Linked DNA regions of Mus musculus: region 1 is linked to region 2. The links are chromatin loops, found by intact Hi-C in ENCODE. Cell type or tissue: gastrocnemius. All regions are shown on one strand. Each heading gives the region's core, and the rest is flanking DNA. Links, peaks and the distances in the headings are about the cores only.

The links. A loop is a pair of places that touch in the nucleus more often than their neighbours do. Peaks named below come from ENCODE experiments on the same cell type or tissue, not always from the same donor. Only the 100,000 strongest peaks of a DNase experiment are listed, where the experiment ranks them.
Region 1: a loop joins it to region 2, with 5 times the contacts of the local background. A loop is called at or near these places in 12 of 42 quality-filtered maps.

Annotation. Positions count from the first base shown.
Region 1 is chr11:87,960,861-87,976,635 of GRCm38, reverse strand. No RefSeq gene overlaps it. Among named protein-coding and RNA genes, the nearest start is that of Dynll2, 19 kb to the left of the region's middle. RefSeq lists an enhancer at 10,031-11,075. In gastrocnemius, for the core only: CTCF peaks have their summits at 7,708 (motif pointing left) and 8,826 (motif pointing left); DNase peaks (open chromatin) are centred at 8,081 and 8,832; H3K4me3 peaks cover 1,014 bases; H3K27ac peaks cover 457 bases.
Region 2 is chr11:88,206,031-88,221,805 of GRCm38, reverse strand. It overlaps Mrps23 (mitochondrial ribosomal protein S23), which reads right to left. Exons shown (of 5, transcript NM_024174.6): 3 at 11,876-11,953; 4 at 11,576-11,702; 5 at 10,299-11,156. The coding sequence ends at 11,043. Among named protein-coding and RNA genes, the nearest start is that of Mrps23, 9.5 kb to the right of the region's middle. In gastrocnemius, for the core only: a CTCF peak has its summit at 8,320 (motif pointing right); DNase peaks (open chromatin) are centred at 6,193, 6,432, 7,469, 7,798 and 1 more place; H3K4me3 peaks cover 925 bases; H3K27ac peaks cover 1,216 bases.

The DNA.
Region 1 (15,775 bases), core at 5,283-13,282, 250 kb after region 2:
CACATAAATAGATTCCTGCAATATCTAGCTTTTGAGTCTAGCTTCTTAGTGTGTTTTCATGATATGCCAATGGCGTACCTTTCTGGAAAAGTACCGCTCCACTAAGCAGACTTAATACATTCTGCTCACCGTTAAAGGATTTTTTTTTGTTTTTGTTTTTATTTTTTGTTTGTTTTTGCTATTGAAAACTGCTGCTATGAACATTATTCATGTTTTTGTGTGGGTATCTTGAGGTTGCCACATCTACTGAACTGCCATTGTAGCAGAAAGTGGTGATAGTCTGTAAATAAGTGAACATCACTCTTCCAGTAAGCCTTCGTGCAGATGGGGTCCAGATTTGCCTGGACCATACCTGGCCAACCTCCAATCCAGCTGCTTTCACAGGACTCAGTATTCCAGAACTACTACGGAAGGTGACTTCTCCCTCTTCGGCAGCCAGTAGGTTCCCCTCTGTAGTGCATTGGTGTTAGGAATGGTGGTATTTCTAACCAGTTAGAAGCTGGTACTGGCCATCATCAAAAGTGGCTGTATATGTGCAGTGACATGGGCAAGCCCTTGACCCTTGCCACCAACGGCAGGCAGGAGAGCTGGCCCTGCCCCTTACCAGCTGCAGCACTCAGGAGAACCAGCCATGCACCTCACCTGGACAGCTCAATAAATCTGGCCCTGGATGTGTGTGTGTGTCTGTGTGTGTGTCTGTGTGTCTGTGTGTCTGTGTGTGGGTCACTGATGAGCTGCCTTCAAGGGCATGAAAGCAGGAGAGCTGACTGGCTGACCAGCTAAGATCCCTCTCAGATCCAGATCTAGGGCTTTGAATTGGCTCAGCCCAACCAACATCTACCCCATCCATGAACTGCTGGAGTGCATGAAGGGGCTGGTCCTACACATCCAAAACTACAGGATCTCCATGACACAGGGCAACAACAGGATCTTTGAGAAGAGTCTCAGTGCTGTTCTAGTATTGATAGTGTATCAGAATCCAGGTGCCTTGGACCAGACCAAGTCATTGCCATGAACATATGCAAGCAGAGAAGTGTGGACAAAGGGTATACTGTGGGCCACTGTGCCACACTACAGCTTCCACAATGAGATAACTTTTCTTTGTTGATGGGGAGGTTGCAGGGGTGGAGGGGAAGAGGGGGAGAGAGGAGTGGAATTGGGGTACATGATATGAAGGTCACAAAAACCGAAAGAAGTGGCTGTGTAATGCTCTGGTACAATGCTACATGTTGAACATGAACGCAGTAAACACTGAGTCATGGTTTAACTCTTCTATCAAAGCAACCCTTTGAGTTCCTGGGACTGGCCATGCCTGTCTTATTTTGGTGAAAGCCAACCTTTGGCCCTCCAAGGAAGCAAGATCTTCTCTGATGATTTATATCAAAGTCACTTCTACTCTAGAAACAGCCAGTCACCCTAGTAGGTTGTCTTGTCCACTAGTTGCCTATCTAGCTAAGTCCCTTGCAAGGAATTGCCTTATGTCTATGTGGGGGCTGGCTAGGCAAGGCTGAAGCCTGTAGAGCAGGCTGTGAGGACAGACTGGCTGGGAGCCTCAGGCTGGAGCTCCACAGGTCAGATCTCTTCGGGGATCCCCATCATCCAGGACAATCGCATTCACATAGTGTTAGCTGAGGCCACAGAGCCTCTTCCCAGCAAACTGCAATTTTGTCTTTCCTACTTGGTCCCGCACACAGCTCCTTAAACCCAATCTCTATTGAGGCAAACAGCCGCGCTTCTGCCTGTCAGAGCACTGCCACCCTGTGGACAACTGGAGATGAGTCAGAGCCCCTGGGAACTGCTTTTTTGTTCCATCTGCAAACTTCATCGGGTGTGATGTAGTTAGCTGTTATGAACACATGAAACGGTAGGGGAGAAGAGGGAGGCAAGTGAGTGTTATGGCATATATACACAAGACAAAAGGGGGTACGCACAAAGCCTTGTTGAGTGGAGCCTCAGGGCTCAGCTTCTCTGTCCCCAGCAAGGCAAACACCTGGATCAGGTAGCCTGGGTAGTGACAGCACCTGGACTGCAGCCCAGACCTGACAGAGAAGCCTCTCTTGGGATGGTCTCAAATCCAGCAGTGGTGGGGACCCTTGGGGTGTGAATGGCGCACTCAGCAAGTCGCTCACGAGTGGTGGACTTTTTTTTTTTTTTTTTTTTTTTTTTTTTTTTTGATGCTGGATGGAACCCAGGGTCTCACAATAGGCAAGCAGTCTGCCTCTGGGCTGCAATCCCCCGGCCAAAAGTGACCAAGATCTGGCCTCCAAAGTCCAAAGAGGTCCACTGTGTCCTTAAGGTTTTTCTTTTTCTTCCCTCCCTGCCAACCTCCCAGCTATACAAAGGGCCCAATGCAAGAATGTATTGTTTACTTTGGAAGAGAAATCTTGACTCAGGCTACTGAACCCCAGAAATTCCACAAAAAGTCTGACATTATCAGGTGGATTCCCTTGTCCCATGAAATACAAATATCTTACTAATGCTACTCTGTGCTCACTACTAGGTCCTACCCATATAATGCCACCATGCAGTGACATCTGGTGGAAGGGAAAGACAAGGTCTCAAGAACTAGATGATAAACTGGGAGAGCGCTTGTGCTGACGGGGGTTGGGGAGAGTGGGTGAGGTGGGGGTGGGGGGGGGAGGGGAGCAAATGGCTTCTGGTTTTTATAAGCAGGTGCTGGGAAAGGCATTTGCTACCTCAAAAGCTGTCTGTTAGATGCCCAGAAATGTGTGGAGCAGGTAGGTCCTTTCTCAGGGCAGACATGGTCACCCCGCAGTTTGTACTGGGAAATGAAGCCCTGAACTTATGCTTCCCCCGCCCCCCTCCCCGTTTTAACTGTATTGGTTACTTGTTTCTGTGACAAAGGCTCTTAAGGAAGGGTTTGCTGGGCTGGTGAGATGGCTCAGTGGGTAAGAGCACCCGACTGCTCTTCCAAAGGTCCGGAGTTCAAGTCCCAGCAACCACACGGTGGCTCACAACCATCCGTAACAAGATCTGATGCCCTCTTCTGGTGTGTCTGAAGACAGCTACGTGTACTTACATATAATAAATAAATAAATCTTTAAAAAAAAAAGGGAAGGGTTTGCTTCAGCTTGGAGTCCCAGGAGTGTGAGGCAGCCAGTCACATTGCCCTCAGTCAGGCAGAGATGAACCTTGGAATGGTGTTACCCACAGGTAAGGTGGGTCTCCCCACCTCAGTGACCCCGTGAAGGCTTTGTCTTCTAGGTTATTTCGGATTCTGCCAACTTGACAGTTGCTATGGTAAATTACTGGAACGAAAGCAACTTCAGGAGAGCAAGGGTTTATTTGGCTATCATAGCAAGGTCAAAGCAGAGACTTGAAGCAGCCGAGTCAGAGGCACAGTCAAGAGTAGAGGGGGAAGAAATGAATGCACGTTTGCTTGTGCTTAGCCCCTCCTCCGGTACAACCCGGTACAACCCAGGACAACCCAGGACTCGAACCCAGGGAATGGTGCTCTCCATACTGAGTTCTTCTCACCCTAACGTAGTCAAGACAGCTCCTTACCCATGCACCCACGGGCCAAGCTAATCAAAACAACCCAGGTGACAACCTGTGCCTATCTGCCTGTGAAACCTCATCCGAAGGGTGTGGTGTACATCTCACCTTTGATCCCAGCCTATGGGAGGTTAGAGGAAGCTGGATCTCTGAAAGCTGAGTGGGAGGTTAGAGGAAGCTGGATCTCTGAAAGCTGAGGCCAGGCAGGTCTACATAAGCAAGTTCCAGACCAGCCAGGGCTCCTCATGGCTCAACCAGCCTTTCTTTTCTTTTCTTTTCTTTTCTTTTCTTTTCTTTTCTTTTCTTTTCTTTTCTTTTCTTTTCTTTTCTTTTCTTTTCTTTTCTTTTCTTTTCTTTTCTCTTCTTTTTCTTTTCTTTCTCTTTCCTTTCCTTTCCTTTCCTTTCCTTTCCTTTCCTTTCCTTTCCTTTTCTTTTCTTTTTTTTTTTTTTAGCCCTGGCTGTCCTGGAACTCACTCTATAGACCAGGCTGGCTTCAAATTCAGAAATCCACCTGCCTCTGCCTCCCAAGTGCTGGGATTAAAGGCCTGAGCCATCACTGCCCGACCAGCCTGCTTTCTTATAGAATCCAGGACCATCTGCCCAGGGATGGCTCCACCCATAATGGGCTGTGCCCTCTCCCATCAATCACTATAAGAAAATGTCCTTGCCATTGTGTGGTGGCGCACGCCTTTAATCCCAGCACTCGGGAGGCAGAGGCAGGCGGATTTCGGAGTTCGAGGCCAGCCTGGTCTACAAAGTGAGCTCCAGGACAGCCAGGGCTATACAGAGAAACCCTGTCTCGAAAAAAAAACCAAAAAAAAAAATGTCCTGGACTGGAGAGATGGCTCAGTGGTTAAGAGCACTGACTGCTCTTCCAAAGGTCCTGAGTTCAAATTCCAGCAACCACACTGTGGCTCACAACCATCTGTAACAAGATCTGACTCCCTCTTCTGGAGTGTCTGAAGACAGTTACAGTGTACTTACATATAATAAATAAATAACTCAAAGAAAGAAAGAAAGAAAGAAAGAAAGAAAGAAAGAAAGAAAGAAAGAAAGAAAGAAAGAAAGAAAGAAAGAAAGAAAGAAGATTTTCTACAGGCTTGCTTTACAGCCCCTTCTTATGGAAGGAATTTCTTAATTGAAGCTCCCTCTTCTCAAATGACTCTAGCTTGTGTCAAGTTGACATAAAACTAGCCAGCACTCAACAGTCTTTAAAAATTCCAGTGTTTTAAAAGTCCAAACTCTCAACTTTGAGCCCAAATTAAATTAAGCAAGTTGTATGCTTTCTTTCTTTATTGTTAATTTTATGTGCACTGGTGTTTTGCCTGCACGTATGTCTGTGTGAGGGCATCAGATCCCCTGGAACTGGAGTCACAGACAGCTGTGAGGTGCTGTGTGGGTGCTGGGAATTGAACCAGGGTCCTCTGGAAGAGCAGCCAGTGCTCTTAACTGCCGAGCTATCTCTGTAGCCCTCCCCTCCCCCAAGCTTTATACTTTCAACATACAATGGAACATACAAACTTTCTTTTTCTTTTCTTTCTTTTTTCTTTTTGTTTTTGTTTTTTTTTTTTCAAGACAGGGTTTTTCTGTGTAGTCCTGGCTGTCCTGGAACTCACTCTGTGGACCAGGCTGGCCTCGAACTCAGAAATCCATCTGCCTCTACCTCCCAAGTACTGGTATTAAAGACGTGTGCCACCACTGCCTGGCTATAAACTTTTTTATTCCAGAATGGAAGGCCAGGTGCATAGCAAATGAACAGTACCCCAAGGCAAAATGGAAACCCAGCAGGGAAAACATCAAGTCTTGTAGTTCCAGTGACTAACATCTGAAGCTTGTAATAGAGTCTTCTGGGTTTTCACAGGATTGGGGACCCCCCCCCCAGCTCTGCCTCCTTACATGTGGCTCCTTAGGCTCGGACCACATGCACTCCACACCTGCAGCTTTCCTTGGCAGATACACGATGGTTCTGGCATCTCCAATACTCTGAAGTTCTCTATTGCTACCATGGCTTTACCCTCGCTGCTTCATACAATATCCTTTCAGGGCCTCTATGCAGGAACAAAAATCATGTCACACAGTGTCTGGCCTCAGCTGCTCTCTGTGATCCATTTAATGTCAGTCACATCTTTGCCATCAAAACCAGTGCCAGGCGGATAATGCTTATGATACCATCAACTTGTGTGGCCAGCTTGAGATAGAGTCTGACCCACTCAGACCATAGCTGTAGCCATTTCCTGGCGTTGGTCCTGGAGTTCTCAGGGAGTTACTATTGAGGAGCCAAGAGCCCCTTCAATTTAGGCTTTCTTCCTTGAGACGAATTCAGACCCCTGAAAGATGGAGCCTCGGATGGGTTGGGGCCTTGCCCTCAGACATCCTTCCCAGTACCACTTGAGGTTCCCTTCAGCCATGCTGATTACTGCACCAGCCAGAACACTCTCTCATATTGGAATTCCCTCTGCCAAACAAAGGTGTCCCATCTCTAAATTTTGCTTAATTCAGAGACTCGGGTCTTAGAATAAATCCAGGTTCTTGGTCAGAGTGTTGTGCAAATGGGTTCTGTCTCTGTCCCTGACCAAGTTCTTTTCCCAGCTGGACTCAGGGTTGGATGTCCATAACCGACCCTTCTCCTTCACAAAATAAGTTCCAAAGCCTTAAAAGCCAAACAACAGCTTGTCATAGCAATGACTCCACTCCCTGGGAACCAGTCTCTAGCTACGTTTCACTCTGTGACAAAAAACCCCAACAAAAAGCAACTCTGGGGAGAAAGGGTTCATTTGGTTTCTAGTTCTAGATTACAGCTCATCATTGCAGGGAAGCCAAGGCAGGACCTCAAAGCAGACAGTCCCATCCACAGTCAGGAACAGAGAGAGGATTCATGCTGCGTGCACGCCCACTGTGCTCAAGTCCACTTTGCACTCACACAGCCTGGGACCCAAACCCAGAAAGTGAGTGGTAGCTTCCACAATGCATGACACTTCTGACCTCAGTTACGTCGATCAAGATAGCTTCTACCATATGATGGTTTAAGGTCTGCTGAAGTTTGGTCTTGTTGTCTATTGTAATGCTGAGTGTGAACCCCCAAAATCTGGAGTCTGCACACAGACCCCAGTGATGTATGCGACCCTGCCCCAAGTGATTTCTGGTTGGAAAAAAGATGCCAACAGCCAATAGCTGGGTAGAAGAGACATAGATGGGGTTCCCTTCCCAAGGCTTGGGGCTGGGGGAGAAGACAAGAAGGAGGAGGAGGAGGAGGAGGAGGAGGAGGAGGAGGAGGAGGAGGAGGAAGAGGAGGAGGAAGAAGAAGGTAGTGCAGGAGAAAGAAGAGCCAAGGATTAGCTGAGTCATAAACCCTGGCCCTGAGGGCTGGCCAAGTGGAGTTAAGAGCAGCCCAGATGAAACATGGTAAGCAGTAATAATTCAGGTTATAGATAGGAAAGTAGATTCTAATAGCATAGAAGGTAGGCAACTGTCCATCTCTTGTGCTGTTTAAGGCTTATTGTAAATATAAAGGCAGTGTGTGTCTGTTTCTTTTATCTGGGAACTAATGGGTTAAATGCAGGGTAGAAACTCCGGGTTGGGATTAAATAATTTCTTTCTCTCTTTCTTTTCTTTTCTTTTTTTTTTTTTTTTGTTTTTTGTTTTTTGTTTTTTTGAGACAGGGTTTCTCTGTATAGCCCTGGCTGTCCTGGGACTACTCTGTAGACCAGGCTGGCCTCAAACTCAGAAATCCACCTGCCTCTGCCTCCCAAGTGCTGGGATTAAAGGCATGCGCCACCACTGCCCGGCAATAAGTTCTGCAACAAAGGTCTTTCACCGTTTCTACCATATGTGTAAAAGCAGCACACATTCAGTGAAAAACCCTCATTCCTTAAGCCACATTTATCTCCCTTAAAGTGCCCTCATGGTTATATAGATGCATACTAGTTACTATTTATGCAACTGGTTATGAACACTGGACGTGCCAACACTTCCTAGTACCTGTGTACCTGAGGGCAAGGCTGTTATCTCCTAAAAGCTGAGATTAGGGGCACGCCCATCACACCTGGTCGTGCCTGGCTGGGTGTTGCCTCTGGGCTGTTTAAAGTTTGGATCAGGAGCTCAACCGTTCTGGCTGTTCTTCTAGAGGTCCTGAGTTCATTCCCAGCAACCTCTTGGTGGCTCATGACCTTCTGAAACGGGATCTGATGCCCTCTTCTGGCAGGTAGACAGAGCACACCTACATTTAAACAAAGAAAGGTTCAAAGTTTGAGTCAGGCCCCTATGGACAATCTTGGGTTTCTCACCTGTAAAGTGGAGATGGAAACCATTGCGTTGTGGAGTGACACGCAGGAGAAACTTTCACTCATTTTAGCAAATGTCCCGAGAGCACCTGCCCTGGGCCAGATTCGGTTTCCTGCTACTTCTTTTAAGACCCGGTTTCTAAGTAGGAATTGTAACGTTTGGACAGAACCCTAGACATTTGGGTTAACGTTTAGGTTTCCATCTGCAGTTGTGTGGGAGTTTGAATGAAAATGGCCCCAGAGGCTCCTAGGGACTCGTACTATTGAGAGGTGTGGCCTTGGTGGAGTAGGCGTGGCCTCCCTGGAGGAGGTGTGTTACTTGGGGGCGGGGGGGGGGCGGGGGAGGCGGGGGGGGGCGGGGGGGCTTTGAGATGTCAGAAGCTCCATCCAGTCTTAGTGGCTCACCATCTCTTCCCGTTGCCTACGGATCCAGATGTAGACCTCTCACCTCCTCCTCCTCCTCCTCCTCCTCGTCCTCCTCCTCCTCCTCCTCCTCCTCGTCCTCCTCCTCCTCCTCCTCCTCCTCCTCCTCCTCCTCCTCCTCCTCCTCCTCCTCCTCCTCCTCCTCCTCCTCCTCCTCCAGCACCGTGTCTGTCCGCATGCTGCCTGTCATGATGATAATGGACTAAACTTCCGAATTGGAACTGGAGTTACAGGTGGTCGTGAATTGCCTTATGTGAATGCTGAGAACTGAACTCTCATCCTCCGCCAGCCTTGACCACTGAGCCATCCCTCCAGCTCCTGAAAAAAAAAATGTTTTGGTCTCTGTGTGCCTTGTGGAAAGTAGCTTAGGCTTTTGGAAGGAAAGTTTTTACAGCAGCTAGCACTTTCTGACGTTTCTACCCGGAGAAGTTCTAGTTTCATATTTCGTAATGACTCCAATGTAAGGTTCTCGAAAACGAGGTCACATCCTCCGTTGTGTTTCGCTTTACCTAGCAAGCACCATTGTCCTGGGTATGCAAACCCTCAAACCCTCAAGCTTCAAAACGTGAATGTACTTGAATACCCGTGGAGAAGCAGCGCCATCTTCTGGTCTGAAGGAATACTGCAGCACAGAGCCGGAGAGGTTTGGTTGACCTGAGCCGCAGGTGGCAAGGCCATGCTGGAACCAGAACTCTTGTGTTAAAAACCACTCCCAGAGCCTGGAAAATTATGCTCTCCTGAACGCTCTGTTTTGGCTTTTAAACCACAGTCTTAAGCGGATGTGCAGCTAGGAAAAGCCATTTTGTCTAGGCTTTTGCAAGGGTGGAAATGTAACTTATTGAATGTGTTATTTGCTGAGCACTGCATCTGTATTTTTACTTTATGTGTGTGCATGTGGAGGTCAGAGGTTAACCTCTGGGGTTATCTTCAAGAAACGTCCACTGTGATTTTTTAAAAAGATGTACTTATTTTATTTATAGGAGTACACTGTAGTTGTCTTCAGATACACCAGAAGAGGTCATTGGATCCCATCACAGATGGTTGTGAGCCACCATGTGGTTTCTGGGAATTGAACTTAGGACCTCTGGAAGAGCAGTCAGTGCTCTTAACCACTGAGCCATCTCTACGGTCCGTCCACTGTGATTTTTGAGACAAGATCTTTCACTGGCCTGGAGCTCTCCTGACGAGGTTTGCCTGGTGCTGGGGTTACAAACCCAAGTCACCATGTCCCATTTTTTATTAACGTGGATCCTGAGGAGTGAACTCAGGTCCCCCCTTACTCACTTATCTGGTAACAGTCTGGTCCTTCCAGGCCTTGCTTTCATTAGGCAGGCTTGGAAGGATACTCACCCTCACTCTTATTTCTGGCTCTAGGCAGGAAATACGTGGCTATGGCTCTCTCGCCTTTCTCGGGCGTCAGATAGTTTTGTTACACACATGTACTGATCAATGTCCTGTTGAATACCAGAGCGGAGGCCCTGCACACCTCTGGGGCTTGCTCTCTACGTGGCACTCAGCTCTCCAGCAGTTGGCCACCTTGGTTGGTCCTCTGGCCTCTGTTTAACTCTCCAGAGCTCAGTAATCCTTGGCTTCCTTAGCTGCCCCTCATCCGCACCTAGGCAGGACGGTGGGACTCTCATTGTTTATTTTCCTGTCTCTCAGTTGTGGTCATCCGTTAGCCTTCCCCGCAGTGCCCAGATTCTTGCCTTGTTATTTTGATTGCTCGACAAGAAGATAAGGCTGTTGGCGACTCTTCATCTTGTGTGGAAGTCTGAACCTATCAACGGGATCTTACCGTATACCTTACACCAGCAGCTGTTCCCTCTGTTTCTGAGGTTGGCCTGAGGCGAGGGAGGTCTGCTGGGGAGGCACCAGTCTGCAGACTGCTGAGTTTGCTGGCTGTTGATTGGAGCGGCCTAGGTAACTGGGCCACGTGTCTCTCATCAGCTGGCGGACCAGCCTGGGCTTGCTTCTAGGAGCACGCACTCCTAAGAAGCCAGCTGTCATCGTTCTTCAAGGCTGTTCTAGAAACATTTTACTCTTTGCTAGTGCAAGCCACCACCTCAAGGGCAGGATGAGAAACAGACCAACGGTGGTGGGAGGAGCCTCTGTGATGGGAGGAGTCTCATAGTCATGCGGGACTGCACAGATGCCGGAAGGGGCGGGGATGTACAGCCAAGTTATCTTTTATAGACATTATCATTATTTTAATCCTTGCAGCAAACCAGGGTATAGATCTTGTCATTGATACTTTACAGACATTAAGAGCTCACAATGGGAGGCAGAGCCAGGTTTTGAACTAGGGTCTTCCTGCCTCTGCCCCGTCTCTAGCCGTTGTATCACATACTTGGTGTGCAGTGTGTGTAGTTCTGACTACAGGTAGATGTATTCAGCACCAGGAATAGACCATTCCCTACCGTGGTCCCCGTTGCAGGATGCTTACCACAGCTTTGAATTCTTCCTAACACTCCCACAGCCTCTCCAAGCAAACACAAGACCCTGTCCCTGGGGGTTCCTTCCCCTTAGGGCCTTTGGGGCTCAGGGACACTCTAAGGGAGGCATTTTGTGTAGAGAACCAGGTGCTGATCATCTGTGTCTCCAGCTAGCCTGTGCCTCAGGTGATAAGTCAGGCAATCCTCCCTCTCTGTGCCTGGATAGTTCCAGAAGCCTCAATGGCTCCCTGGTGTCCCCTCCAACTCCTCATATAGAATTTGTCATGTTTGACTAAACTGCTCTCTTTCCCATGGGCTTCTGCAGGGCCTCTCTCTGTCTCCCTCCCAGTTTCTCTCTCTCTCTGCCTCTGTCTCAGTCTCTGTCTGTCTGTTTCCTTTCTCTCATTTCCTGGCACACAGCTCTGTATCATCTCACTTAACCCACTTCCCCATGTGATTTCTCACCACCCAGACCCATTTCCTCCCTAATTTAATCAAGAGATTAAAGCCACACTGTTTTTCTCTTCTGAGTGTGGCTAATGAGCTGCCTCTGTCTCCAATCCTGATCTATCGTGGCCCCTCCCACCCTCTCTCGAGTGTCCATGCGTTGCCTGATCACTATTTTGTAGTTTTGTTTGACTCAAAACATCTAGAGCAAGCAGGCCCAGCTGGGGTCCAGTGAGGAGCCCAGAGAGACAGTGTAAGTGATCCACAGCCCAGGATTGCAGCTTTCCTGCAGAGGTCAAGGGCAGCCTGGTCTACATAGTGAGTTCCAGGCCAGCAGTGCTACGTACGTACCAAGACAGGGAGATCCTGTCTCAAAAGACTCCAAAGAAAAACAAACAGAAAGACAAAGTAAATGAGAGTTTCAGGAATCTGGGGGCCTGAAATCTTAGATCGAAGGATGACCTTGGACAGCAGAAAGTTCAGGCACTTTGGGAGATGAGTGTCTTTAGACTGTCCCTTCGGTCCCTATCCTCAAAGGCACCTCCTTTTGCCTTGTGTCTAGCTGGTTCAGGGAGATGGGCTCCATCAGTAACTAACTATAAGACGGCTTCCCAGGGAGAGCGGAGACAGAGACAGTGGGAAGCCACCAGCCAGCTCTCCACAAGGCAGAGTCCTGCTCCTCCTTCAGATAAGCTGTGAGGTGCTTTGTCTCTGTCACTGTCTATCCATGCTGTGGTCTCCAGTTAAGGTCTAGAGACTGTGGCATTGTCACTAAAGCTTTGGGAGAGAAGACAGGTCTTTTGTCTATGTGATATTTTTGTCCTAGAGCAGGCCACAGAGACTCCCTTCAGCTGTGGTGGTTTGAATACGTGTTTGAATGCTTGCCCATAGGGGCTAGCACTATTAGAAGGTGTGGCCTTGTTGGAGGAAGTGTGTCACTGTTGGGGCAGGCTTTGAAGTCTTAGATACTCATGCTAGGCTTAGTGTGGCATTCACTTCTGCTGCCTATGGATTAAGATGTAGAACTCTCAGGTACCTCTCTAGCACCATGCCTGCCTGCACGCTGCCATGCTTCCCACCATGGTGACAATGGACTGGACCTCTGAAACTGTAAACCAACTTCAATATAAAGGTTCATTTTATTTATTTATTTATTTATTTATTTATTTATTTATTTATTTTGTGTTTTTTTTTTTTTTTTTTTTTTTTTTTTTTTTGAGACAGGGTTTCTCTGTGTAGCCCTGGCTATCCTGGAACTCACTCTGTAGACCAGGCTGGCCTTGAACTCAGAAATCTGCCTGCCTCTGCCTCCCAAGTGCTGGGATTAAAGGTGTACGGCATGGTTCATTTTATAAGAGTTACCCTGGTTATGCAATATCACAGCAATAAAACCTAATAAAAGACAGAAATTCAGGAGCTGGAGAGGTGGCTCAGCGGTTGAGAGCACTGACTGCTCTTCCAGAGGTCCTGAGTTCAATCCCCAGCAACCACATGGTGGCTCACAACCATCTGTAATGGGATCTGATGTCCTCTTCTGGTGTTGTCTGAAGACAGCTACAGTGTACTCACATACGTAAAATAAATAAATAAATAAATCTTTTTTTTTTTTAAAGGCAGAAATTGGTTCTAGAAGTGAGGTATTGCTGTGATAGGCTTGATAGTGCGTTTGTTTGGAGGAATGTGGACTTTGGGACTTTGGACTAGGAAAGCAGTGGAATGCTTTAAACGGGGCTTACTGGGCCATCCCAGCAGGAATATGGAAGATACTGGTGCTGATGGAGATTTGAACTACCGGAGCCTGGTGTGAGAGGTTTCAGAGGGGAAGAATATTAATATGTGGCTGAGAAACTATTCCTGTGATATTTTGGCAAAGAATGTGGCTGCTTTCTACCCTTGTCCACCTTTTAGTCTGCCTGAGGCTTAAGTGAAGAGTTTTGGATTAATTGCATCACCAGAGGAAAACTCAAAAAAGCAAAGTATTGACTGTGTCATGTGGTTATCAGTGCTCATTCTGATGAGGATCTATAATAAAAAGGAGTCAACTGAACAAAAAAAGATTAAAAATGTACAATCTAAGGAGAAAAGGGGCCCCCGGGAAGTGGAATGCAGCGAAGTCCTGTGTTCAAGGAGATAAACGGACCAAAGAAAAGCCTGGTATTAAACGGAATAAGGAGGGTCGTGATTTTGGGGGAAGACCCCACCCAGCTAAGCTTCCAACCTGTGAGAAGGAACTGAAGAAAAGCTTAGCTTAGGTTCAGGCAAGGTGGTGCATGCTTTTAGTCCCAGCACTCTAAAGGCAGAGGCTGAAGGATCTTTAAGTTCAAGGCCAGCCCAGTCTGCAGAGTGAACTCCAGAACACCCATGCTTAGGCAGTGAAGGAAACCATAGAAAACAGAAAGCTGGTGACTATGTAACAGGAACAAAGGCCGTGTTCCAGGTCCAGAAAGCAGCAGAACTTGGCAGCTTGGGCCATGCGGTTCTGGCTTTAGAGTCAAAGGCAGAAGAAAGGGGCTGGTGAGATGGCTCAGCCGGTAAGAGCACTGACTGATCTTCCAAAGGTCCTGAGTTCAAATCCCAGCAACCACATGGTGGCTCAAAACCATCCGTAAAGAGATCTGACTCCCTCTTCTGGAGTGTCTGAAGACAGCTACAGTGTACTTACATTAAATAAATAAATAAATATATCTTTAAAAAAAAAAAAAGGCAGAAGAAAGGGTTATGAAATCTCCCTCCGTGACTAAGGAGAGCTGCTGAGGCCAGGCATGTGTCAGCGGCGTCCCCGTCTGGAGGTCTAGAGAGGCCGTTGTGTGAAACTGTGAAGGTTGAAGCCTGGATTGCTTTGGAGACCCCAAGATGTTGGAGACACCAGGGTTTTACTTTATAAGAGTTGCTGAGGTCATGGCATCTCTTCACAGCAATACAACGCTAGCTAAGACTCTAAGACCCCTTGAAATATCAACCCAAGACTGGTGCTCAACAAGTGAGCTTCAGTGACCCACAAAACTACGTAGACTCTGCTGCTCCCTTGAGTGCTCCTCATGACTTTGGGGAGCGGTAATAATGCAAAATAAATAAATACATATATAAAATAAATAAAATAAAAAAAAGTGAAGTGCCTCAGTGGGCAGCAGGGAAGGGGAGGTGAGGCAAGCAGCAAGGAGAGTCAGGCCAGGGGCCAGCGAGGAGCGACCCCTCTCCCTGGGGCAACCATAAGTGTTGACACTGAATATTCTTGTTCCTTCCAGCCGTACCTCTCTATAGGTGAACCATGCTCCTTGATTTGACTGCTGAAATGAGTGAGATGGACAGATGTCCCTTCTAGGTGGCTGTGTTAAGAGCCAGTGCTGCGTTGCCTAACTACCTGTCCTGTGGATATGACAAGGCTCTTTAACGTGGACCCTGAGTGATGGTAAGGGGGGGTCTGGCCTGGCCTGGCCTGGTGAGGCTGGAGCAGAGGACTCCAAGCTTGTCCGTCACTCACATGATGTAAGTAATCCATCCTGAAAATGCACATGATGGATTTCTAAGGAAGGCGTGAGGTCAGGTCTGGTGGTTTTCTAGGACGGCCTCAGAGGAGGCCAGTAGGGGACGGGCAGGGAGTAGGGTGGCAGATGGCTTTTAAGAGCTTTGCTTCTCTAATGATTGTCTGGGGATGGTGATACTTTGAGCATTTTCTCAGCATCAAGATGCTTCATCAGCCAAGCTGAGAATCTTGCTGCAGACACTCACTGGGTTGGTCTCGGGCAACTCACTTAAGTTTATTGAGGATTCCCTTCCTGGTCTCTGTAAGTGCAGCCTGGAGTACCTGTCCTGAACATGGCGTTGCCATGTGGTATGTAGGTGCTCATTCAGTGGCTGCTTTTCTCTTCTGTCTCACTCGGCCCAGTGCTGATAGGGGTGGCAAAGGAAGGAACACTGTCTCCTATATTCCTCTGGAGGTGCGTGCCCCCTCAGCTGCCTGTGTTGACCAGAAAGTCACAGCAAACAGGTCATCCCAAGTACTTCCTGTCACTAAAGGCTCGTGGGTCCCTGTGTATATGTGTACATACATACATGCACATGCATGTAGCTGAAGTCAGAGGAAGCACTAGCCTCAAATCTGAAAATAGTTTCTGAAAAAGATTTGTACTGGTTCACTGAGACGCTGGAGACAAAGCAAGACACAGGCCATTTCAGAGATCAAATAAGCCAAATTTGAACCCTGGTTGATCCTAGTCCAAAGCCTTCACCTTTTATATAAGGGACAGCAAGTTTTTCATTACAAAGATGGAAAGTATTAAAATCCTCCAGGGGTGGGGGGGGGTTTGCATTGGATTAACAAGCTAGAGAACATATGTACAGTCTACTCCACTGTACACAGTGTTTAGGAAGGGTTTGAAATAGATGAAGAGAAAAGGACTGCCTTAGGGTTTTATTGTTGTGAACAGACACCATGTCCATGGCAAGTCTTTTTTTGTTGTTGTTTTTTTTGTTTTTTGTTTTTTTTTGTTTGTTTTTTTTGTTTTTTTCCGAGACAGGGTTTCTCTGTATAGCCTTGGCTGTCCTGGAACTCACTTTGTAGATCAGGCTGGCCTCAAACTCAGAAATCCGCCTGCTTCTGCCTCCCGAGTGCTGGGATTAAAGGCGTGTCCCACCATGCCCGGCCACCATGGCAAGTCTTATAGAGAAAACCACATA
Region 2 (15,775 bases), core at 3,912-11,911:
ATCAACTCTGTAATCCATGCCAAGGATCTACCACCACCACCTGGCACTGTGAAAACTGCAGCCTGAGCCACCCAACAGGAGTGCCCTTAGTTACAGTCACGGGCCCAGGAGGGACGGCTCAGTCAGGAAACTGCTGGTGACGAAGCATGAGGCTCTGAGTTTGATCATTCACATGACCAAGTGACAAGCTGGGCATGGTGGCTCATGCTTATCATCCATCGCCAGGGAGGAGGAGGCAGGAGGATCCCTAGGACTCACAGGTCCTCCAGTTTAGTCTACTCAGTGAGCCCCAGGCTAAGTGAGAAATCCATTATCAGAAACCAAGGTGAGCAGCTCTCGAAGAATGACGACCAAAGGTTGACAGTACACACACACACACACACACACACACACACGCACACACACACACACACATGCACACACACACGCACACACACACACATATGCACACACACGCGCGCGCACACACACATGCACACACAGACACACATGCACACACATGCACACACACACATACACACGTGCATACACAGACACATGCACGCACACACACATGCACACACACATGCACCCACAGACACACACACATGTGTACACAGAGAGACACACACACATGCACACAGAGACACACATATACACACATGCACACACACACACACACCACACACAGACACATACATGAGCACACACAGACACACATGCACACACACAAACACACATGCACATACACTTAAAGTCATTTTTAAAAATCACTTATTTGGGGGATGAAGAGATAGTTTAGCCATTAAGAGCACTGGCTTCTCTTTCAGAGGTCATGAGTTCAATTCTCAGCAACCACATGGTGGCTCACAGCCATCTGTAATGGGATCCGATGCCCTTTTCTGGTGTGTCTGAAGACATCTACAGTGTACTCTTATGCATTAAATAAATAAATCCTTTTTTAAAATCATTTATTTCTTATTATGCTAGTGTAAATTCGGAGGTCAGAGGACAATTTATAGGGGTCAGCTCTCTCCTTCTGCCATGTGGGTCCTGGGATCAAACTCATTTGCCAGGCTTGGTGGCAAGCACCCTTATGCACCGAATCACACCAGAACATCCTCCCACCAGAGACTGTGGCGTGCTGAATAACAGTGGAGCTATTGTAAGCTTGAGTGAGACTGTGCAGACAGCTGGCGGACTGCAGAAAGCACTCTGAAGTGCTACAGGTGTGGCACAGTGGGTAGAACCTAGCATACCAGAGGACCTGGGTTTGAGTCCCAGCACCACACTAGAGGTAGAAGAGACCATTTCCCCAGGGTTAGTGCTGTGGTGACTATCTTAATCCTGACGGCCTCAAAGTTTTCAGGTTCAGGGTCGTGCCCTGGTGGCGGGTTCCTCTCTATATTGTGTTCTTTGTTCCATGGAGACTTGTGGAATCTCTATTTATCTAAATGCTGCTTTGTTAAAACAAACAAACAAACGAACAAAGGCAAAAGTGAAGGAATGGATGTTTACAGAAATCCTTAGTATGACGAAAACAAAGGCACTGGGTACATCAGAGTAAAGGGGATGAAAGACCCAACAAGATGTAAGCAAAGTAGTATGTAAAGTGAGTGGAATCAACACACACACACACACACACACACACACCCCAGAACTAACCACCTTGCTCAGAAAGCTAAGGACGGGCTGCCCAGCCCAGCAATCCCACTAAAGAGACCCCGGGGAGTTCTTGCTTGTAAACACACAAGAAACAGGCACAGTGAAGATCCTTGCAGCATCCAGGACAGAGCAACCTCAGCTCTGAACTACTCAAGAAGGGCTCATAAGTGAGAAGGGCAACTCACTTTTTAAAAAAAAATTTATTTTATTTGTTTGTTTACATATTTTATGTACATTTTGTCTGCATGTACTCAGAAGAGGGCGTCAGATTCCATGAGGATGACATGAGACTATAGTTAGAGGAGATTGTGAGCTGCTGTGTGGGTTCTGGGGACCAAACTCGGGATCTCAAGAAGAGCGGCCAGGTTTTTTTTCTTGTTTGTTTTTGTTTTGTTTTGTTTTGTTTTTAACTACTGAGTCATCTCTCCAGCTCCTATTTATTTATTTATTTATTTATTTATTTATTTATTTATTTATTTAGAGACCGGGTCTCTCTGTGTAGCTCTAGCTGTCCTAGAACTTGCTAGGTAGACAAGGCTGGTGTCAAACTCACAGAGATCCACATGCTTCAGGCTTCTAGGTGCTGTGGTTAAAGGGGTGTGCCACCACACCGGGCTGAGGGTTTCTTGTTACTTCCAGTGTGTGTATGTGTACGTGTAGATGAATGTGCTTGTGCCGGAGGAGGCCAGAAGAGGTTATCAGATCCACTGGAGCTGGAGTTACAGGCAGTGGAGAGTAAACACGAGGCTTCTAGAAGAGCAGCAAGTGCTCTTCATCACTGGGCCATTGCTCAGGCCCCAGAAGATAACAATAATGGGAAGGATAAACACCTCGTCCAAGAAGACAGCACAAGGGGACAAGACCGAGAATTTACATAGAAATACTTTGTTTGAGTTTAATAAGTTTAGTCATTGCAAAGGGGTAGCGTGTATGGGCCTGTATTTTATATATTGTATGCTTGAGGGTACTACACCAAAGCTATGCCCAGATGTACTTTAACTGAATGTAACAGCCAAAGCTAACTTGGGAAACCAAGACACCAGATTTACCGAAGCCATGAAAGGAGATCTTTCCCCTTGTTCAGGAGCAGCACTGGGTTTCCTTGAACAGAGCATCCTCGCATGGGTGAAAGAAAAGATGGATCCGTGATGTTTCCTCGGGACACAGAAATAGTCTGCAGAGCAGGAGCACACCCCAGCATCCTGAGATGCTGGCCACAGCTGGGTAGCAACAGAGGAGTGAGCAGCCGCATCTGAGACATCCCCAGAGCCAACGGGTCTTCTGGAGGCAGGCGGGAGGCAGGCTGACCCTGAGGGTGTGAAACAAGCTAACTCCGGTAAGACTCGCCTGTAACTCCTGGCCCTGGTGGCAGTTGACATCCCACTAAGGCCTTGTACTGGCTGTAGATATCCAGGCTGCCAAACTGGATAGGCTGCAAGGCCACTTGCCTCACTCAGCAGAGCTCTGGGAGGCTGGGGTAAAGCATCAGGGGTCTTCTAAGAAGACAGTGAATATTTTAGAGATAACACGGGAGTGATTTGGAGTTTAAACCAAGCACCCTGAGAGGGTTCGGGAAGCCAGCCTTTCCCGTAGAATTCTTGCACCTAGACTGAATGTTCCCACCCATCAGCCCTGGGTGAGTGCTGTTCTGTGTTGGGTCGGGTACCCTCACAGTCTGGGGTAGTTCCTTCTCCTTCCATCTTTATTACTGCAGCTGCAGAAAGCTTGGGCATTCTACAAAGTTGGAATGCAGTCAGCATCTAGTTCCTCTTTGGTACTTGAAAATGACCTGGCATTGATCCTGTCATCTCCGTGGCCAGGATGGGGAGCCACCCATGCCATTTGCTCCTTCCCTTGACACATGCAAGTGCCTGTTAAGTTCCACACTCTGTGTCAGGGCCAGATGTTGCTCAAAGTGGCTAAGTGACGTGCGTGAAGCCATGAGTGTCCAGATACGAGCCCCGATGTTCTGATTGTACAACAGAAGAAAGAGGTCAGAGCCTTCTACCGTCAGCTCTCCTGAGTGTACACAGCAAAAGTAGGAGCAGAATGTTGAGGGCTAACAGAAAACATAAGAAAGCCATCGACACGGATGCAAGCCAGGCACAGCGGTACACGCCTGTAATCCCAGCACTTGGAAGGTGGGAGCAGGAGATACCTTGAACTCAGCTACATAGGGAGTTCAAAGCCAACCTGGCCTGATCTCCTGTTCATCATTCTCTCTCCCTCTCTGTCTTCTCCCTGCCCCATCAGAAGTAACTAAATAAAAACAAGTTTGCTGTTTGTTTGCTTAATGAAGGCTACAACCACTGGGCAAATTCTAGGAGCAGAGAACCTGCTAGTACACTTTTGGTATTCTTCACTTGAAAATGTACATAAGGGGCTGGTGAGATGGCTCAGTGGGTAAGAGCACCCACTGCTCTTCCGAAGGTCCAGAGTTCAAATCCCAGCAACCACGTGGTGACTCACAACCATCTGTAATGAAATCTGATGCCCTCTTCTGGTGTGTCTGAAGACAGCTACAGTGTACTTACATGTAATAAATAAATAAATCTTTTTTTAAAAATGTACATAAAAAAAATGCCGGGCAGTTGTGGCTCACGCCTTTAAATCCCAGAACTCGGGAGGCAGAGGCAGGAAGATTTCTGAGTTCGAGGCCAGCTTCATCTACAGAGTGAGTTCCAGGACAGCCAGGGCTACACAGAGAAACACTGTCTCAAAAAAAACCAAAAAAAAAAAAAAAAGGACATAAATGTTGGGCAGTGGTGCCACACACCTTAATCCCACCACTCAGGAAGCAGTGGCAGGAGAATCTCTATGAGTTCAAGGCCAGCCTGTTCTATAGAGTAAGTTCTAAACAGAGACACCCTGCCTTGAAAAACAAGGGGAAAAAAGTATATTTATTTATTGGTGCATACAGTGCTGGAAAGAGCCAGGGCTATATAGTGAGACCCTTGTCTTTGTGGGGATTTTTTTGGTTTTTAATAACAGAGGTTTTTTTCTGTGTAGTCCTGTCTGTCCTAGAGATCTGCCTGCCTTTGCCTCCCCTAGTGCTGGGATTAAAGTTGTGCACCACCACTGCCTATCTGAGACCCTTGTCTTAAAAATCAAAACACCAAACAAAAGAGGTGGTAACTTTGGAGGCCGAGGATGGAGGGAGCAAGTACTTAGACAAATGGTGAGATTTCACGATGCTTCCTGTCTGCCTTAGTCTAATGTACATTCCCCCACATCGGACCTAGGCACCGAGGGCCTAGTCCTGCCAAGGACTCAGCTGCGGCTACTGGCTCATCCACAACTCGATGAGGCGGAGCTATGGGTGCTTTCTTACAGGCGAGGAAGATGAGGTTCCTGGGTCACTGACTCCCCTCACTGCACAAGATAGCACAGGTAAGACTTTCTGTTCCTCATTGCCTCCCTACCTACATCCTCCCTCCTTCTCCCTCTACATGAAATGTGCAGATGCGTCATTGAGTGAAGAAGGTTAGGAAGCAGTGCTCTGGGCAGAGTCTCCAGGGGTCCAGCAGAGTTAGCTCTCTCCTCTCCGGCTCCTATTATAGTACAAGGCGCTGCACACCCCCTCTCCTATCTATACACATACACCCGCAGGCCTCTGTCATTTGTCCCATGGCCCGTTCCTTCCAATCTCTACTCCATCCCAATAGCACCCCAGGACCTCAGCTTCCTAAATCTCAGTCAGAACGTTATTTCACAAGGACACTTGCCAACCTTGAAAGACAAGGGACCCGGAGGCAAGGAAATAAAATGTTTCTAGTTGAACAGCACGAGAGCGCAGCGCCACCTAGTGGTGCTGCAGCCTACTGCTCCCGGGCAGTGACATTTTCAGACAATCAATATCTCATTATTAACCATAATCACAACCTGATGTTTACTTTTGGAGAAGTGTTCTGGCAAGGGAGGCACATGCACTTTTCTGCGTGATTCCGAGGCCTGCAATCCTAAATGCCACAATGACTATTAAACAGTGTCCTGCAAGTGAGCAAACAGGAGGGAGCCGAGATTGACGGTCTATCTTTTTTCATCTAAGCTGCTCACCAAAAACAAAGCATCCGCTGAAGCCAGTGACCTTTCACTAACTGCTGGAAGGCAAATGCTTGATAAATAATAAATGGACCCCTACTCGTTGTTGCTTGGAACCATCTTTTAATTAAAAGAACTGAGCAGCGAGAAGGTCAGGTGACTGGTGTTTAAGTTAGAGCCCAGGAAAGGCGTCAATCAAGGGGAAAATTAAGCTTGAAATGCAACGTGATTGTCAGCTTAGCAAGTCGACAACAACAACAAAAACTCCCTCTGCAATCTCCCGGTGGAAGGAAGCAATGGTAGTTGATGGTGACATGTTTAGGGGACATGACACTCAACTCTCTGCCTCCTTTACCCTCCCCTAGCAACCAACTCACTGTGTCGGAGCAATAGCCACTTGCCTGGCTCAGCATCTCCACAGAAACCGCTCTGGAGCCAGGCGCATCCAATCAGAGGCCAGTGTGCCACACCGAGGACTACCCTAGGAGCGACGTGGAAATCATTTCCTGTCTTTCCCACAGGAGGGCAACTGCCCTTCCTCCGCCAGCCAAGGTGACTTCCACCAAGTGGCTCACAGAAACAGCCTGACAGCCCACAGCTAACCCCGCAATGAGGCTGGGACCTGACTCATCTCTGAGGCGGACCTCCAGAGCACAGAGCGGGGAAGAGAGAGCTCTCGTTTCCCTACCGCACTCCCACGCTCTGCTCCGGCAGTGGCCTGTGCAGCAGGCCTCCACTCTCGGGGCCACATTGTGTCAGGTGCCCTCTCTTCTAGACAGACTCGGGAAAACTGCCAACCCAGTTCAGCTTCCTGCCAGGCTTGGTCACAGCCAGCTCTGATGAGAATGGAGCAGGCCCAGTGACTCCAAGTGGGTCACATCTGGACCCTCCGGAGCTTTATCATCCCGCTTTAATAACTGTGATTTTTAAAAGACCAGGCTGGCTTAAACCTGCAGCAACCCTCCTGCCTCGGCCTCCTAAGTGATGGGATTACATATATGCAAAGTGAGGTGAGGACAACAGCAGGGGGTCTTTCTCAGGCACCGCCCACTTTTCTTTTGAGACAAGGTCTCTCACAGGCTGGAATTCGCCAAATAAGCTAGGCTGATTGGCCAGCAAGCTCCAGGGATCTGCCCACTTCTGCCTCCCCAGCACTGAGATTACAAGTGTACTACCATGCCCAACTTTAAAAAACAAACAAACAACAAAAAAAACATGGATCATGGAGCTTCAACTCAGGACTTTATTTACGCTTGCAAGTCAAGCCATTTACTGATTTAGCAATCGCCTCAGCTCCTGGCTTGGATTTCTTTTGCTGCCTCAGAGTTAGAGTCAGGGTTAAGGTTAGGGTTAGGGTTCTTCGTCCTATCCATAACTGAGGACACTTCCCTGGCTAAATACCACACCCCGGGTTGTGTCCTGCCGCCACCACTGCCGCCGCTGTCACCACCTCCACCGCTGTCACCACCTCCACCACTGTCACCACTGCCACCACCACCGTTATCTCATTCATTCTCCCAGCTCTACATCTTGTTTCTTTACTAGCGACTTCATCCATTTCTTAAATACCTGGGCCCTAGTCATCCCTGCCACTTGGGCACTGGGTTATAACCCCCACCTGAACAAAATTAAAGCCTTATTCCTTCCCCACTGGCTCTCACTTCACACTACCAGTCTCCTGGACACTCACACTTGAAGCCACAACATGGCTTCCCTGCTCACTCTCCCGCCCAGCAGACTCCTCAGTGCGGCTGCCAAGGCGATCACAATCTGATCCCAGCCTGTCTGTTCAAACACCTTTCCCATCGCTCCTCAAAACGGCGATCCATAGCCAGGAGAAAACCAGGAAGCTGTGTACCCATCATTTCAACTCACTTTACAACAGGAAGCCGCGGCAACTTTTGCACTTACATCGTGGGCTGGTGGCTGTGATGGGCACAAGGTGACACCAGTACAAACGGGGGCATCCAGAAAGACCCAACTTCTCGGGCTTGTCTTCTGCAAAAGTCACTGGAGCCTGGACACCTGCCTTCAGCTTCAGCTCTGCCAGCCCTCAGGAGGGCCCTGCTCCTGAAAAGCTGTTCAATGCTTCAGCGGCTACAAAGTGAAAACGTCTGCCCTTGTTTGTTCTTCATAGGAAAGGAATGCTTGACGCTGAAGGCCACAGGAAGCCTGCTGGGCACAGGCTGTAGACTTGGCACACAAACCACAATGAAGCACCTGAGTTCGGTCCCTATGGGGGGAGGGGTTCATCAGGAAGTTGACACTCAATCTGAATCATAAAGATACCAAGTAGAGCCGTCATTTGATATTTGAAACCATAAAAGCTGAGGAGGGGTCCCATGTAGTGAGAATTTTGGTTTCTTTAAAAACAGAAAGGGGGCTGGAGAGATGGCTCAGTGGTTAAGAACACCTACTGCTCTTCAGAAGGTCCCAAGTTCAAATCTCAGCAATCATATGGCTTACAACCATCTGTAACAAGATCTGACTCCCTCTTCTGGAGTATCTGAAGACAGCTACAGTGCACTTACATATAATAAATATTTTTTTAAAACAAACAGAAATATTATGGGGATATGTTTTTTAAAAAAAGATTTATTTATTATATTCAAGTACACTGTAGCTGTCTTCAGATGCACCAGAAGAGGGCGTCAGATCTCATTATGGATGGTTGTGAGCCACCCTGTGGTTGCTGGGATTTGAACTCAGGACCTTTGGAAGAACAGTCGGTGCTCTTACCCACTGAGCCATCTCTCCAGCCCCGGGAATATGTTTTTATTTTAATCCGAGGTGTGGGATATGGGATGCTTCAGATTTTCCATAGCAGCGGGATGTAATTTGCTTCATGCTCTGGCAAGGGTGTGATTTTGCCAGCTGCAGATAGTTTACATTTGGAATTTTGGGGTCTCTTGAGAGGATATAAATGCAAGAGCTCCAGAGGGGTACAGTGGCTGCTCTCCCCTCCTCCCCACTCCCACCACTGCTGCTGGTTGGAGATATCCTGAAAAGATCAATATTGCCCCAAGGAACCCAACTTCCCCTAGTCAGCAGGAAGTAGTCTAAAGAGATCGACAGCCCCCTTTCCCCTCTAGCCTTCTTTCTCTCCTACCTTGCGTTGGGGGTTGGAAGGGATACGGTTGGAGGATGGTAGAACTAGGAACCCATAAAGTAGCCAGAACTCCAGCAGAGAACCTTCCATGTTCCCTCATGAAGAATTCCAGGATTAATCCAAGGAGGACCCCATGCCCAGGAGCCTCTACCGAGTTCCTGTTGTGTGAGTGGACGCATGTGGCCATGTGGAGGCCAGGTGAGCCTCAGGTGTCAGCCCTCAGGTGCCACCCACCTTGGTCTTTTTGAGTCAGGTCTGTAATTTGGCCTGAAGCTCAAACGCTAAGCTGGCTGGCTAGCTGAACCCCAGGGACCCACTCTCTCCTGGCATCAGGGTTGCGTGTGTGGGCTGCTGGAGATCATGACAGCAGATCTGGTTCTGCCCCTCACCAGCTGAAGCACTCGGGAGAGCGGACCCTGCACCTCACCTGGGCAGCACAGTAGAGCTGACCCTGCCTGTAGGGTTGCATGTGGGCCAGCCGCAAGGGCATGAGCGTAGGACAGCTGCCCCTGGTGGTGGTGGGGATCTGTGTCACAGTGGGTACCGCAGTATACACTTTTGTCCACATCTCTTTGCTTGCAAACGTTTGTTGCAATCAGTCATTAGTCTGGTTCAAGGCCTCTGGCTTACTGCAACACTATCAAAACTGGGTCCTCACCAGGACTACTCTGCTGTTGCCCTGTGTCATGGAGATCCAACAACTTTGGATCTTCAGGATTGACTTCTTCATGTGCTCCAGCAATTGATAGATGGGGTAGATGTTGTGTTGGGATAACTCAAAGCCCTGGACCTGGGCCTGGGTGGGAGCTGAGTTGGTGAGACTTCATCTCTCCCACACCCACACTTCCCAGGGTGAGCTCTCCAGCACTGCCCCGACCAGCTCACCCAATGCTGGCAGCCAGCAAAAGGTAGGGCCAATTCTCCAGCTCTCATACCCTCAGGCCACCTCACCTACACCCAGGCCACCATAGACAGCACTACTGTGCTGCCCAGGCAAGGTGCAGGACCTGATCTCCCAAGGGCTGCAGCAGTGAGGGGCAGGGCCAGCTCTCTGGCTCTGATAACCTTGGGGCCAGCTCTCCTGAGTGTCCCATAGGTGGCAAGGAACAAGGGGCTGGGGCAGCTCTCCCTCCCTTGGGGCTGTCTCACCCATAACCCCTGCAACCAGGGTCACCTTTCCCCAAAATCTAACCTGATATGGAACCCAATAGGTGTCTGATGTCTTTGAATGGAGATTTGCTTCTCCATCACAAAGTGAGATTCCCCCACCCGCACCCCCAGTGTGAGGAACCATAAACCAGCAGCAATGCCGGAAGCAGTGGGTAACTCAGCAGAGAAACACTTCAGTTAGACTCACCCACACTCACATGCAAGAGGTGGACAGGATATAGACTGTCCTTCAGTGCAGGATGGAGAAAGGCCTGCACTCAGAACTGCACTGAGAAGCCAGAGGCTTTAAGACTTTTGACTGCTGGATGAAACTACCCACAAATAGAGAGCCAAATCACAACAGGATATCGCATTTATTTGGTGTAACACAACACAAGGAAGCAGTACCAGGGCGGCAGGATGTTTGTGGGGAAGACCACCTGAATCAGACCCCTACCCCTGCCATCTTGGAAATCCAGTGACTAGGAAAACGTCAGTCTTTAGCTAGGTGTGGTCATTTATTCAGTCACCAAACAATTTCTAGGCAGCCTATGAGCTGTGTGCCCATGCTGATCATCTCAAGAGCAATGAACCCAACCCGTGACATCCAAGGACTGGGTGTGATCTTCGTCCACATCAAACAGGCACTCGGTCTTACTGCAGCAGGAGTTGGCTGTGCCTCTGCTGTGCCTGTCAGGATGCAGTCAACAGCTCTACAGAAAAAAAGTACAAACACCACCCGCAGACACGGCCGAGGGACCGGACCTTGTGGCCAAGTAGGATTCTGAGGGATCCAGACGAGAAGCCCAAAGAGTTCAGATGCCGGCAGCCCAAGGCCAGCACAAGGCACCTTTAAAGGCTTCCTGGTGTTATTTACAGTTTCAAAGTAAATTTACTTTGTAAGCATTGGAGAACCCTTTATTTAACCATGTCTTGAAATAAAAGTTCACAAAGCTGGTGCTTTCAAACCACAGTACTGAGATTCATAACATCCCGAAAACAGGGACTAAGAGAAGGCACACGTGCCTGAGAGATGGAGGCCATCAGAGTCCATCAGCTTGGGCCAGCGGTGATGGGCGTGCTCATGCGCTGAAGGGCCTCAGGGAGGGGACGGGGCTGTTTCTGGCTCCTGCTTCACCTGCCCCCGCTGCGCCAGGTCATCGTCTTCCTGAGGCTCATGTCCTTCTGATGAAGCTTGGAGTCTCACGCTGACCTGTGAGGGTTTGCAGAGAATGTGACTACCATCATCTTGCTTACAGGACCAGGAACAAGCATGCCTCTCAGATGCTGCCAGTGTACCAGTGACCAGGCACACAAACATCTATAGAACTACATCCTCAGGAGCCTAACAGCAACTCACTTGTTCCAAGCAGTGGCCGCAGAACCCAGGATATTCAATACAACAGTATGTGACCTGGAGTTTAAGGCATGAGCCAAGGATTGGGGGAAAGCAAACTACCCTGCCCATTTTATGGACAGAGAGACAATACCAATTGAAATTTGTGTGTGTGTGTGTGTGTGTGTATGTGTGTGTGTGTGTGTGTGTGTGAACAAACACACTAGTGAGCACACATGTTACTATGGAGCTACACCCCGGCCCAACAAGAACAGCTTTGACAATTAGGTACTCACAGTCCTTGCTTCTCGAACTCTTCTTAAAATGATGCCTTCTGCCAACAGAGCCTTCCCCGTTTCTACAAATAACTTCTCTTCATCTGTTTCTCCAAGATTCTGAAGCTCTGTGTACTTCTCCACAAACCTAGAATTCCAAGCAGCCCATACTAGGCCTGTGTTGGGGCTACAGAGACATCTGCTACCCAGCACCAAGCAGGGCCCAGAGAGAGCTGCCTAGAGGTGCACCCCTCCTAGAAACAACAGCTGAACCTTCGGGGAGGGGGGGGCTATATTTACTTGGGCCTGGGAAATGCTTACCGCTGACAGGTAGACTTGAAGTTTGGGTTGAAGAGATCAAAAGCTTTCTGACCAGATCCATAGGTTGCAAAGAATTTCCTAGAAAATATAGAAACAATATGAATCTCCAATCATAGGCTATGGAGAGTGAGGCAGAGGGAATACAGGATAACTGCTAGGCCCTGAGAAGTTACAGAGCCTAAGCCAAAGGACAATGCATACATCAAGTGGAGAGGGATCTCAGGGAGGCCTAACACTCCCTTACCCTTCTGCCCCACCAACTTCCCTGTCCTTCCTTGTCCCCGTTTCAGAAAACAACACTAACCAGATTCACATGTCACCACACTCAGAAATACCCCACCAACAAATAACACTACAGATGTATCACTCTGTGTGTGTGTGTGTGTGTGTGTGTGTGTGTGTGTGTGTGTATGTGTGTGTGTGACATGCACACCACTGAGTGTCCAGGTGCATGTGGAGGCCAGAGTAGGACATCAAGTGTCCTCCTCTATGGCTTTCCACTTCAGTGCTGAGCCCAGGTCTCTCACCAGCCTGGATGCTCAGCGCTTGGCCTAGGCTGGCTAAACTGCTCTCAAGATCTTTCCCTTTTCCCCCAGTGTGGAGGTCAGAGGGACATGTAGGTGTGCCCAGCTTTCCACACGGGTGCAGGAGATTCACACTCAGGTCTTCATACTCTACAGCAAGTGCTCTTACACTGTTTTCAAGTCTCCAGACACATTCTTTAACTCCCAAAAAGGGGTGCCCCTCCCTGTCTCCTAAACTGGGGAAGAATCTGCACATCAAAAAATTCATCTTTGTTGGGCCTTTGAGGTGACCTGGGTGAGACACTTGCCATCAAACCTAAAGCCTGACTTTGATCCCTAGAACCCACACGGTGGAAGGAGAGGACTCCTGTTAACTTGTCCTGACTCCTACACGCATGCTGTAGCATGTACTCATGCATGTACATACATGCACATCCCCATCTTAGTAAAACATAATAAAAAAATGTAACAACCCTTCTTAAGTGTACCAATAACATGTAGTACAGTCAGTCACACAACTACTTCATCTATTTATTTACTATATGTATGGAGGAATGTGTGTGTCACTACACATCAGCAGAGGTCAGAGGACAGTCTAGGGAGTAGATTTTTCTCCTTCCACCGTGTGGATCGTGGGGCTTGAACTCAAGTCATCAGGCATGGCAGCAAGCGCCTTTACCCACTGAGCCATCTTGCTGGCCCTTCAAAACCATCCTGATCGTCCCCCACTGAGGCCCAGGACCATCAATCAAACACTCACAGCCCTCGCTTGTGTTTTTAGAAGAAATTATCTCAAATGACTGCAGAAACTGTTTCTGGTCCGCAGCCATCAAGACTGCTGTAAGAACACCTGTGCTTACTAGTGTACTGTACAAGTAAGCCCATGGAATAAATCCACAAAAAAATCGTATTATGGAATCAAAGTAGGTGCTTATTTATCTGAGAAACAAAACCACAAAATACCCTTCCAAACTGCCGAAGTGCTCCTTAAAGCAACTGCACCAAATTTACACTCAAGTAAATTTTGCAATATACAAGTGTCTACTTTTCTATTTCATGCCCCTTGCCAAACTGATAAACTGAAAATTACAATAATTATAGTTTTATCACCACCAACATCCCCGCCCCCACAGAAAAAGAAAGCCATTAGACATCTTTTTAAGTTTGAAAGCAAACCAGATTCTTCCTCTCTAAATTGTTCATGATCTTTGCCCATTGTCCTTGTAGTGGTTGCTTTGAACTAAAGATTCCTATGGGGAAACCCCACGATTTAAGAGTAGAGACGGCAGGTCTGGCCATTCATCAGGTCACACAGACAGCCCTTAAAGCAAACAGCACTGGGGGTCCTAGGGAAAGACAGAAGGATGCTCCTTTCTCTTCTCTCCCAAGGAAGAACAGAGCAAGAAGACAGCACTCTCAGAAGTGTGAGCTATCTCCAGATTCAAAGCCAGCATGATCTACAAAGCAAGTCCCACCCAGGAATCATAATGAGTCTCAAAACAAAACCACCAAAAAGGTCTGAGGTGGCAAGGTGGCTGAGTGCTTGCCTGGTATGTATGCAAAACTAAGTTCAACTACAGGCATAGCAAAGCACAAAGAAGCAATGCATGAGTGACCACGTACATGCGTCAACCTGGAGCAGAAATGTTTGGAAAGTCTTGAGGAGCAAAACATACTTGTTCTACTATCTTAGGAAAGGGCTGCACTGTAACCCTCACACTACGGAAGATAGCTCATGTCTGTAATCCAAACACTATGGAAACCAAAATAAGAAGTTGCACAAATGTCTCAAAAAGCACAACACCAAAAAACCTAGTTCAATCAAAAGAAGTGGAGGGAAAAAATTTTTTAAATTAAATTAAATTTAAAAAAAAGCTAGTTCAATCTTGACTCTCCATCCTCGCTGTTCAGTGTCTTCAGCTAGCCCAATGGATGCATCTAGTCATTAAGCCACTGATGTTTTCATGAGCAGAGGGTTATGAACAACCCAAAGGCCATGAACTGGGCTAGACACCGAGATTAGCAATGAGCGGGACAGCACATGGTCCCTGGTAGGTTTGGGTTTTGCTTGTTTTAGGGTAGGGTGACAGAGAGACAAAGAGCCTAAGGCCTCACACATGCTAGCTCAGCACTATACCCCTGAAATACGGCCCTTGGTGGTATGAAACTGAGTTATGCTATGTAACCCAGGCTGTCCTCAAGCTCCTGATCCACCTGCTTCACCTGCTAGGTGCTGGGATCGCACATGTGAGCTAGCATGTCTACTGAGAGTGTGACATCTAAACTCTTCTTTACTAGTAAAAAGAAAAACAACTGGGCTATATAATCTTTAAAAAAAAAAAAGCCCATTTTCCAACTTTATTTAGAAAAGTGGAAAGCAAATTAAAGAACACATAGTTTACCAGGCAGTGGTGGTGCACACCTTTAATCCCAGCACTTGGGAGGCAGAGGCAGGCGGATTTCTGAGTTCGAGGCCAGCCTGGTCTACAGAGTGAGTTCCAGGACAGCCAGGGCTATACAGAGAAACCCTGTCTCGAAAAACCAAAAAAAAGAAAGAAAGAAAGAAAGAAAAAAAAAGGAAAGAAAAAAAAGAAAGGAAAGAAACTGCAAGACCTCTAGCCTCCAGAGGGCGCCTGCACTCACACGCACCAACACAAAGACAAGTTATTAAAAATAAATTTTAAAGATAGCAAAATACTTTAAAAAAAAAAAAAGCACTTCCTTTGGTGGCGCACGCCTTTAATCCCAGCACTCTGGAGGCAGAGGCAGGTGGATTTCTGAGTTCGAAGTCAGCCTGGTCTACAGAGTGAGTTCCAGGAGACAGTCAAGGCTACACAGAGAAACCCTGTCTCGAAAAACAAACAAACAAAACCAAAAAAAAAAAAGCACTTCCTTCACCTTTACAACTCTAATATGCTAGTATTTTGTCTTACAATGTTAAACAAGATTACGGGGCCAATGTTTTCAAAGTAACAGCTAGGTCCCAGGAGCTACCTTCAAGGCACTACCTCAGAAGAGGGCTGTAGGTGCCCTGGCTCTTTCCTCTTTATTCTTTCCCTTGCTTCTCAATTTTCTACAATAAATGTGCATTAATATGCCAGGCATGGCGATACAAGCCTGTAACACCAGGATTCCAGAGGCAGAGGCATGAAGATCATGACCTTGTCCCAAGAGGAACAAAAGGAAAAAAATAGATGCTAAAGAAATAAAGTACGCAGGGCTGGAGAGATGGCTCAGCGGTTAAGAGCACTGATTGCTCTTCTGAAGGTCCTGAGTTCAAATCCCAGAAACCACATGGTGGCTCACAACTATCTGTAATGAGACCTGACGCTCCTTTCTTGTGTGTCTGAGACAGCTACAGTGTACTTATATATAA